Linked DNA regions of Homo sapiens: region 2 is linked to region 1. A link is an interaction called in ENCODE POLR2A ChIA-PET data of the cell type or tissue named here. Cell type or tissue: MCF 10A. All regions are shown on one strand. Each heading gives the region's core, and the rest is flanking DNA. Links, peaks and the distances in the headings are about the cores only.

Region 1 (5,389 bases), core at 226-5,225:
CCCCTCAGCACTCACCTCTATGTGCTAAAGCCTGCTTACTCTAAACCATCTGCCACTTTCTGTCCCACAAGTGCTGCACAATTGGGAGTTGGGGCTGTGTAGGGAGCAGCCCTCAACCAATGATGGATAGGGGATTGGTGGATAAGTACCCAGCTTCGCGTCCCTTGCCTGGGATATCTCTGTGATGCATTCTACTCTGTCTCCTAGAACCCTTAGATATGTTGAGATCCAGTTGCCCCCATGGTGATGGTGGTCACCCTGCCATCATTGGCTACTTTCCCTTCCCCATCTCACTTCCCCACTCTTCTACTGGTGTCCTGGGATCATGTCCAAAATACATTACTTGTACTCAAATCCTTGCCACGGAGTTGGCTTCTGGGGGACTTCAAGCTAAGACGGATGCTTAAAATAAACATAGACCATGTGCAAAAAATAAAGGCAGATATTTGTTAAGCACTTACCATATGCCAGACAACATTTAAGTCTCACAACAACTCTTTTGGGAACTTCTATCACGTCCAGTTTATACATGAAGCATGTGAGGCTTAGAGAGGTTCAGTGTCTTGTGTAAGTCATGTAGCTAATGGGTCATGAAGGATTTAAATCCAGACTATTTAACTTAAGCGGACATAGTTTTCATGACCACATGTCCTACAACAGCATATCAAGTTGCTTCGCATATCTTCACTGGTACATATTTCATAAGCTTTTGAGGGCATTTTGCTGGTGGATTTTTCTGATAGATGAGCTGATAGATTTTTTGTAACCTATCAACAGTAATAATGTTGCATAACTTGGATGAGTCTGCATTCACCCAATGGAAATCTGAGTCACATGCCAGAAGGTTTTTTTTTTCTAGCCACATGAAGAAGTTCAATAATGTTTTATTTTCTCCTAGCTCTTCTAAAATGTTTTTGCAGCTAACACTGTTGCTGCTGTTTTTCTTAAAACTGGCTTCCCAGCTTAAAATTCATTGTGTGATAAATAAAGGTCACCATTTATGCTCTAATAACAAGTTGGATTGATCCAGGGTTTTAGTCGGTCATGACGCTGTGTGAGGCATATTCATTCCTAATGTGAAAGACAACATTTCATGGGCTCTGGATGACCCTTCTTTGAACTGAAATGCTCTTCTGGCTGCTGACTTTATCAAGTTTTTTCTTTGTTACACGGCAAAAGACACTCTCTGCTTACCGCCACTGTTGGTCTTCAGAAAGAATGAAACAAATGATTTGTGGTTCCTAGAAAATGTTATAAAATTGTTTCCCAAGTTAGGTCACTGCAGTTACAAAATTTTTGTTTCAGTAGAGGAGTTGGCCAAAAACAACAGAGCCAGTGGTCAGCCATTATTCCAGGGGAAAGAAAATATTGAGATTAGCTAGGAGTAACTGCCTCCTTTTCCACTGAAACAGAGACAGATTCCTCTAGCGGTGCTGAAACTATTTTGAGATAAATCTCTTTCTCTCTTTATTTACTGGCTGACTTCCCTAGTTTTTGAAATTGACTTATAAAATTTTGGAAGGCATTTTAACTTTATAAGGCAATTTATTATAAATTATTTTTCAGAAACATCTTGAGCCAACTAGAAATGAAAACAAACCATGTTCTCAGGCTATATACTCTAATTCTAGTCTAATTTTTTAAAACTTAGCATTTAAATTTAGGGTTCCATGTTAAACAATACACTTAGGAAGACTCTCTTTGAGCTTAATGAGACTGAGGAAAGAATGCCAAAATTTCCATCACCAGAGATATGGTATTATTCATAGGTAATGTGAGGTTAGTAAATGTTTAACAACTGACTTTTTTTTTTCTTTTTAAGATGGGGTCTCACTTTGTCACCAGAGCAGGCATGCAATGGTGCGATCATAGCTTACTGCAGCCCTGACCTCTTGGGCTCTAGTGATCCTCCCACCTCAGCCTCCTGAGTAGCAGAGACTACAGGTGCATGGCACCACACCTGGTGAATTTTTTTTTTTTTTTTTTTTTTGGTAGAGATGAGGTCTCTGTATGTTGCCTAGGCTGGTCTTGAATTCCTGGGCTCAAGCAGTCCTCCTATCTCGGCCTCCTAAAGTGCAGGGATTACAGGCATGAGCCACAATGCTTGGCCAACAGCTGACTTTCTAGGAGAGAAATGTCTTCCTTTGTAGTGTTTATCATTCTTGTGGTGTAGATACTCTCACCGTTTCCAATTTCAAGCTACCGATGAGGTGTCAACCAGCTTGCAAAATTCCTGAAAATTTAGCAATTGGCTCTCATGATCTACTAAGAGGCAACTCCAGAACACTCCTGCAGGTGACTCAGCCAGCAAGTGCCCCAAATGCAGGCAGGGGAACATTGATGTGTTGACTCTGCAATGCCCTGAAATTGATTTTGGAGGTTACGAGGACATCAGTTAGCAAACCCTCGCAAAGTGGCACTTTTGGTTACACTGTGTGTGTCACCCCAAAACTCAGGTTACCTTGAGAAAATAATGTACTCTGAGAGAATTTGGTCCAAAATATCCTATTTAATTGTTGTTCTTGCCAAGTCATGCAATTAGGGTCACCGAGGACAGTCCAAGTGCATTTTACAGACAAGGACCACTCACAGCTCTGTGGCTCTGGTTTAGACTGCTATGTTCAGCAAAGGCTGACCACAGAACAAAATAAGCAACCCATATCCAACTTGGATGCTACGCTTTGTAATGGATTTTGTTTTCGGTTGACATCTGAAAAGCCACAGCCATTGAGGATGCCTGGGAAGTGTCTTCATTAGCTATCACTTAAGGACCTCTCTTATTTTGTTCATCTTCTTAAAATAGAAAGCTCTTTTCCAAGGAATTAACTTTTTCTTTTCATGTGTCTTATAACTATAGTCTTTCTGCTGACTGGTGCACTGTTCTCTTTCTTAATAAATGTATTTTTGTTCTGTCCCTATATATTTCCTCTAATGATGACAGACAATGTAAACCTAGCCATCATAGCAGACAGCAAAGTAAATTTCAATTTTGGACTGCTACTAAATTTGACCATGCCCCTTGAAACAGCCCAATCAGCGAATGTGGAATGAGAGGGCCTGGAACTGCTGGTAAGATCCCTTGTAATGATCCATCTTTGGCCAAGCACTATTCAGCTTTCCCATTTAAGAGTTTCATGACAAACCTCCCAACATGCAAAAACTTTATCTTTTATTTCAAGTTTCTATCTAATATTCACTAATTATTATTTTTTTTTTAGAGACAGGGTCTCACTATGTTGCCCAGAATGGGGTGCAGTGGCTATTCACAGGAATGATCATTGCTCACTGCAGCCTTGAACTCCCGGTCTCCAGTGATCCTCCCGCCTCAGCCTCTCAAGTAGCTGGGATTACAGGTGCATGCTACAGCTCCTGGCTCTAATATTCACTCACTCTTTAATTCATTTTATTGGGCATCCACTTTGTGTCAGAAGCTTTAACTAGTTGCTGAATGAGATTTTGTAGCTCCCAGCGTTCCTAGTATCTAACGAGCCAAATGAATCAACAAAGCATGGTGAAGTGCCCATGGTGTAGTAGCAACAGTGGGAAACTATTACTACCTGTAGGCTTTAAAGGAGCAGGAGGAAAGGATCTTGGAGGAGAGATTATGCCAGAGCAGAAGGGAAGCAGGAAGGGAGTCTTTTTGATCTCCTGACAGTGACTCCCATTTGCCAAACCCTACAGGAAGCTAGAGGACATGAGAGGCACCCGGAGGTGATGCAGTCTGGGAGGGCCAGGCTTTCAGCGTTTTAGAGAGGCATGGAGAAGGATGGAGGGTGGGCACCTGGGGAGATCCTCAGGTGGACAATGGCCACTGAGGGATGCCCAGCATTGCTATCAGCCCTGCCCTCAAAGAGCTGCAGTCTAGTGAAGATACTCATACAGCAGGTCTGCCAGGTAAACAGCGGGGGACCTTAACTGGAATGGTGTCTTGGGGTATGGGGGCGTGGGTGTGTAGAACTGAAGACCACTTTAGACATCTTCCTGCATACATTAATATACATGAGGGGTTGGGTGGGAGGTGTAAAGGAGTAGGGAAGATATTGGTGTCAAAGCTGAGGGTGACAGGCAAATGGAGAAAAGGATGATGTATGCTGGGTGAGAAGTAAAGCCTGATGACATAAATTTCAAATAAATGAAGGCATAGAAGTCAGTAGGAGTTGATCATGAGCAGGCAGGTGGTAGAGGGTGGAATAGCAGGAAATATTCACATCACTTGTAGCTCCTTACCAAATGAACTAACAAGTCAGATGGTTGGAATAGGTCATTCTTTGAATTTTGGCCAGACCCTGCTAAACAATGGCGAACTTCTGTAAACTGACTATTTTTAGAATTTCATTAGAAAACTTCATGTGGAGTTTAGGTCTGAGGGGCCGTTGAGGGGCTTAAAATGTATAGTATACTCCTAAACTGTACCTTACTATACTCCTAAACTGTATGCACAATATGAAAATAGTTCATAAAATAGCTTGCACTATTGTTGTCCCCCCCAATTTCAGGTCAACGCTGGGAAGCTAGTGAACTTTGGAAGATAGAACATGTTCTCTTGTGTTCAATCAGTCCCTACTGATATTAATAGAAAAGTAGACCTGGACCTACAAAACAATGGACAGCCCAAATGTATGTTTCTTTTTTTAATTTTTGTCTTTTTTTTTGAGATAGAGTTTTGCTCTGTGGCCCATGCTGGAGTGCAGCGACACAATCATGGCTCACTGCAGCCTTGACCTGCCAGGCTCAGTCTATCCTCCCACCTCAGCCTCCCGAGTAGCTAGGACTACAGAGGTACACACCACCATGCTCAGCTAATTTTTTGTATTATTATTATTATTTTTTATATATAGCGACAGGGTTTTGCCATGTTGCCCAGGCTGGTTTCAAATTCCTGTGCTCAATCAATCCACCTGCCTCAGCCTCCCAAAGTGCTGGGCGAGAGCCAGATGCCCAGCCCCCAAATGTATGTTCAATCTATGAATATATGAATGTATATTTCTATCAGAAATATATTCATGGGCTGGGCATGGTGGCTCACACGTGTAATCCCAATACCTGGGGAGGCTGAGTCAGGAGGATCACTTGAGGCCAGGAATTCGAGACCACCTGAGCAGCACAGCAAGACTCCTGTGTGTATGAAACAGTTTAAAAATTAGCTGGGCATGGTAGTGTGCACCTGTAGTCCCAGCTAGTTTGGCAGCTGAGGTGGGTGAGTCGCTTGAGCCCAGGAGGTTGAGGCTGCAGTGAGCTGAGATTGTACCACTGCACTTCAGCCTGGGCTGAGCAAGACCCCATTGCAAAAAAAAAAAAAAAAAAAAAAAAAAGAAGAAGAAATATATTCATGGATGCATGTGCCCAATTCCTTGGGATCTATCTCCTAACTGATACAAAGCAGGGCTGG
Region 2 (5,389 bases), core at 299-5,298, 440 kb before region 1:
ATAAAAGATAAAAAACAGTATACTTGTATAGGGCACCTACCACGAATGCAGCTTGCAGGACTAGAAGTTGCTCTGGGTGATTGAGTGAGTGAGCGGTGAGTGAATGTGAGGGCCTGGGACATTACTGTATACTACTATAGACTTTATAAACACTGTACACTTACGCTACACTAAATTTATAAAAAACGTTTTTCTTTCTTCAATAATACATTAACTTTAGCTTACTGTAACTTTTTTACTGTATAAACTTCTTTAATTATTTTGAGATGGTGTTTCACTCTTGTTGCCCAGGCTGGAGTGCAATGGCACAATTTTGGCTCACTGCAACCTCCACCTCCCAGGTTCAAGCGATTCTCCTGCCTCAGCCTCCCAAATAGCTGGGATTACAGGCATGCACCACCACGCTTGGCTAATTTTGTATTTTTAGCAGAGATGGGGTTTTGCCATTTTGGCCAGGCTGGTTTCAAACCCCTGACCTCAGGTGATCCACCCACCTTGGCCTCCCAAAGTGCTGGGATTACAGGCATGAGCCACCATGCCCGGCCACTTCTTTAATTTATTGACTCTTGTAATAATACTTATCTTAAAACAAACACATCGTACAACTATACAGAAATATTTTCCTTTTCTTTTTTTTTTTTTTTTTTTTTGAGACAAAGTCTTGCTCTGTCACCCAGGCTGGAGTGCAGTGGTGCAACCTTGGTTCACTGCAACCCCCACCTCCCGGGTTCAAGCAATCTTCCTACCTCAGCCTCCAGACTAGCTGGGATTACAGGCATGTGCCACCACACCCGGGTAATTTTTTGCATTTGTAGCAAAGACGGAGTTTCATCGTGTTGCCTAGGCTGGTCTCGAACTCCTGACCTCAAGTGGTCCACCTGTCTCGGTTTCCCAAAGTGCTGGGATTACAGGTGTGAGCCACCATGCCCCGGCCTCTTTTTTGATATCTTTATTCTACATGCTTTTTCTATTATTAAAATTATTTTTTACCCCTTAAACCTTTGTTAAAAACTAAGACACAAACATACACATTAGCCTAGGCCTACACAGGGTCAGAATCATAGTAAATACCAGTAATATGCCAGTAATAGTTGTTTATAAGCTGGTTATATACCAGCTTATGCCAGTAATAGTTGTTTATTACCATTATCAATTATATACTGTAGTGTACATAATGGTATGTGCTGTTTTTATATGACTGAATAGGAGGTTAGTTTATACCAGCATAACCACGAACACGAGTAGTATGTTGCACTATAACATAACATCACTAGATGATAGGAGTTTTTCAGCTCCATTATAATCTTATGGGACCACTGTTTACATGTAGTCTGTCGTTGACTGAGATATTGTTATGTGGAACATGGCTGTATAAAGTAAAGCTGTTATAATCAAACAGCATGATAATAGCATAAAAGCAGACACCTTAAACCAATGGAACAGGACAGATAGCCCAGAAACAAAACCATGAATTTACAGTCAATTGATTTTCAATAAAGGTACCAAGAACGAACAATGGGGAATGTTTTGTCAATTGTGTTAGGAAAACTGGGTATCGACTTGCATAAGAATGAAATTGTACCCTATCTCATACCACATACAAAAATCAACTTAAAATTTAAGACCTGAAACTGTAAAACTACTAGAAAAAAAACAGGAGAAAAGCTCCCCAACACTGATCTGAGCCATGATTTCTCAGAAGCCCAAAAGCACAGGTAACAAAAGCAAAAACAGACATATACATCCAAATAAAAAGCTTCTGCATAACAAAGGAAACAACAGTGAAGACACAATCCACAGAATGGGAGAAAATATTTGCAAACCACCTATCTGATAAGGGGATAATATCCAAAGTATATAAGGAACTCAAACAACTAAATAGTAACAAAACAAATAACTTGATTAAAAAATGGGCAAAGGAGCTCAATGAATATTTCTTAAAAGAAGACATGAATGACCAACAGATAGATGAAAATATGCTCAATATCTCTAATCATTAGTGAAAGACAAATCAAAATCACACTGGGCTATTATTACCTCATGCCTGTTAGAATGGCTATTATCAAAAAGACAAAAGGTAAGTGTTGGTGAGGACTGCAGAAAAGAGAACCCTGATAAACTGTTGGTGGGCATGTAAATTAGTATAGCCATTTGAGAAAACATCATGGAGGTTCCTCAGAAAACTAAAACATCTAAAAACTGAAACCAGAACTACTATACGATCCAGGAATCCTACTTTTGGATATATAGCCAAACGAATTAAAATCAGTATGTTGAAGAGACACCTGCAATCCCAGGTTCACTGAAGCATTATTTACAAAGGCCAAGATGCGGAAACAACCTAAGTGTCCATCTATGGATAAATGGATAAAGAAAATGTGGATACACACACACACACACACACACACACACACACACAATAGAACACTACATAGCCTTTAAAAAGAAGGAAATTCTGTCATTTGTGACATGGGTGAACATGGTGAACATTTTGCTGAGTGAAATAAGCTGGGCACAAAAAGACAAATACTGCATGATTTCATTTATATGTGGAATCTAAAAAAGTCGAACTCAGAAAGAGAGAGAGTAGAATGGTGATTACAAGAGGATAGGGATGGAGAGTGGGGAAGAGGAAAGGGGAGATGCTGATCCCAGGGTAAGAGGTTTCAGTTAGGTCAGAAGAATAAATTTTAGTGATCTGTTGCACAGCATGGTGACCATATTTAATAATGCATTGTATATTTAAAAGTTGCTAAAAGAGTAGATTTTAAAGATTCTCACCACCAAAAAATGATAAATAGGTGAAGTGATGGATATGATAATTAGCTTATTTAATCTTTCCATTAGGTATACATATATCAAAATATCATACTGTAGCCTATAAATATATATAATTATTGTCAGTCAAAAACATTTTTTAACATCATAGTAGCGTAAACCCAAATTAAAAGTACAGTAACAGTTCACAAATAGCTCTTAAATGAAAAGATGCTCAGTCTCACTTATGTGACATGCAAATTAAAAATACAATGTTATCAAAATTACTAACACTGTATTGTTAAATGTATTCACTCATATTCTTGGTAATTTAAAATGCATACCCTTGACCCAGCAACCTTCCTAAAGTATAGGATAGCAATGGCTTGATATCCTGAGTACAAGTGAAGTGACAAGTGCCTGGGAGATTTAAGAAGCAGTCATGTCCGGGTCTACTTCAGACCAACTAAATGGATTGTAACTGCATATATCACACGTCTAAAACAAACAGGCCAGGCATGGTGGCTCATGTCTGTAATCCCAGCACTTTGGGAGGCTGAGGTGGGTGGATCACCTGAGGTCAGGAGTTCGAGACCAACCTGGCCAACATGGTGAAACCCTGTCTCCACTAAAAACAAAAAATTAGCTGAGCATGGTGGCACATGCCTGTAATCTCAGCCACTTGGGAGTACAAGACAGGAGAATCGCTTGAACCCAGGAGGTGGAAGTTGCGGTGCCGCACCATTTCACTCCAGCCTGGGCAACAAGGGTGAAACTCCGTCTCAAGAAAAAAAATAAATAAACAAATGAATCTGTGCATCTGCCTAGAACAGCTCTGTAATATACAAAGAGGCACATTTGCTGCAGCACTGTTTGTAATTGTGGAAAACTAGAAATAATCTGAGTGTTCCCAATAGGGAAATGGGTAAGGCTCATTCATACAAAAGAATACAAAAAACGAGTTAAGAGAGAAGTAGGGCCAGGTGCAGTGGCTCAAGTCTGTAATCCCAGCACTTTGGGAGGCTGAGATGGGTGGATCACCTTAGGTCAGGAGTTCGAAACAAGCCTGGCCAACATGGCAAAACCCTGTCTCTATTAAAAATACAAAAAAAATTAGCCAGGCACCTGTAATCCCAGCTACTCAGGAGGGCGAGGCAGAATTGCTGGAACCTGGGAGGCGGAGGTTATAGTGAGTCCAGATTGTGCCACTGCACTCCAGCCTGGGCAATAGAGCGAGACTCTGACACACACACACACACACACACACACACACACACACACGAGTAGTAGATTGGGCAAGGTGGCTCACGCCTGTAATCCCAGCACTTTGGGAGGCTGAGGTGAGGATCATACTTCCTTCCCAGTTCTAGATTAGTCTGGGCAACACAGCAAGAATTATTTCTATAAAAAAGTAAAAAAAGAAGTAGATCAAAATAATAATGTAACATCTACTGAATACATAGTATGCATTAAGCACTCTTCAGGGAATATCTCATTTTATAACAAGGTAGGTACTACCATTTGTCTTATCTTAAAGATGAATAAATTGAGACAGAGAGCGACTAAGTAATTAATCTAAGGTTAAGATGAAAAGCCAAGCCAGAATCCAAACTCAAGCAGCTGGCTCCTGAGCCCAATATCTTACTAGCTTTGTGATGCTGTGTATCTAGAGATGTCTGTATATTATGACTGTCACAGTTCTGCATGAAATCATACATAAGTGCTGCCTATGCATGTGTATTATACATAGCATTATGTGTGTGCTAAGAGTATAGAGGGCACATATTCTTAGGTTCTCCTGATGCTGTGTCACAGATCATTGGTCATTAAAAAAAGAAAAGAACAAAAAAGAGCGTAGAAGGCAGACTAGAAGGAGGTAGTGCCAAACTTAAAACAGCAATCGCCTTTGGCCACGGGTGGTTCAACAGAATTTGGGGTTAATCTGTAATATTATATTTCTTTAAAAAAAAGATCTCCATGTAATCACAGGGATAAGGAAAAAAAAAGTTTTAAGCAAATGCACCAGTGTTAAGTGTTAATTGTGGGTGGTGGAAAATTATTACATGAGAAAAGAATGTTACAGATCTATATAAACTAATAAAAGATTTTTTTTTTTTTTTTGAGATGGAGTCTCACTCTGTCACCCATGCTAGAGTGCAGTGGCGTGATCTCAGCTCACTGCCAGCTCCGCCTCCCGGGTTCACGCCATTCTCCTGCCTCAGCCTCCCAAGTAGCTGGGACTACAGGCGCCTGCCACCATGCCTGGCTAACTTTTTGTATTTTTAGTAGAGATGGGGTTTCACCGTGTTAGCCAGGATGGTCTCAATCTTCTGACCTCGTGATCTGCCTGCCTTGGCCTCCCAAAGTACTGGGATTACAGGTGTGAGCCACTGCGCCCAGCCTGATTTTTTTTTAAATAATTTTTTTAAGTGGAAAAAAGCAGGGTATATCATCTTGTGTTAAAAAATGAGTGTGGGGACAAATGATTGTACATATGGTCATACAATATCTCAGGAACACAGGAGCTTTTTAAACAGAGGTTCAATACAGAGTGGGTGTGGGGAGTTACTCTTAATAGCATATTACCCATTAAAAATTCAGTGGGGTCGGGCACAGTGGCTCACACCTGTAA

What was found. ChIA-PET counts read pairs that join two places held together with the same protein. Peaks named below come from ENCODE experiments on the same cell type or tissue, not always from the same donor. Only the 100,000 strongest peaks of a DNase experiment are listed, where the experiment ranks them.
Region 2: POLR2A ChIA-PET joins it to region 1 with 5 read pairs; 2 of 35 experiments call an interaction of 5 or more read pairs at or near these places.

Annotation. Positions count from the first base shown.
Region 1 is chr20:17,539,029-17,544,417 of GRCh38, reverse strand. It overlaps a transcript of BFSP1 not described here. Among named protein-coding and RNA genes, the nearest start is that of BFSP1, 10 kb to the right of the region's middle. In MCF 10A, for the core only: no CTCF peak of the experiment used is centred there; DNase peaks (open chromatin) are centred at 1,257 and 2,207.
Region 2 is chr20:17,980,298-17,985,686 of GRCh38, reverse strand. All of the region lies in intron 3 of MGME1 (mitochondrial genome maintenance exonuclease 1), which reads right to left. Among named protein-coding and RNA genes, the nearest start is that of MGME1, 14 kb to the right of the region's middle. RefSeq lists an enhancer at 1,322-2,275. In MCF 10A, for the core only: no CTCF peak of the experiment used is centred there; no DNase peak of the experiment used is centred there.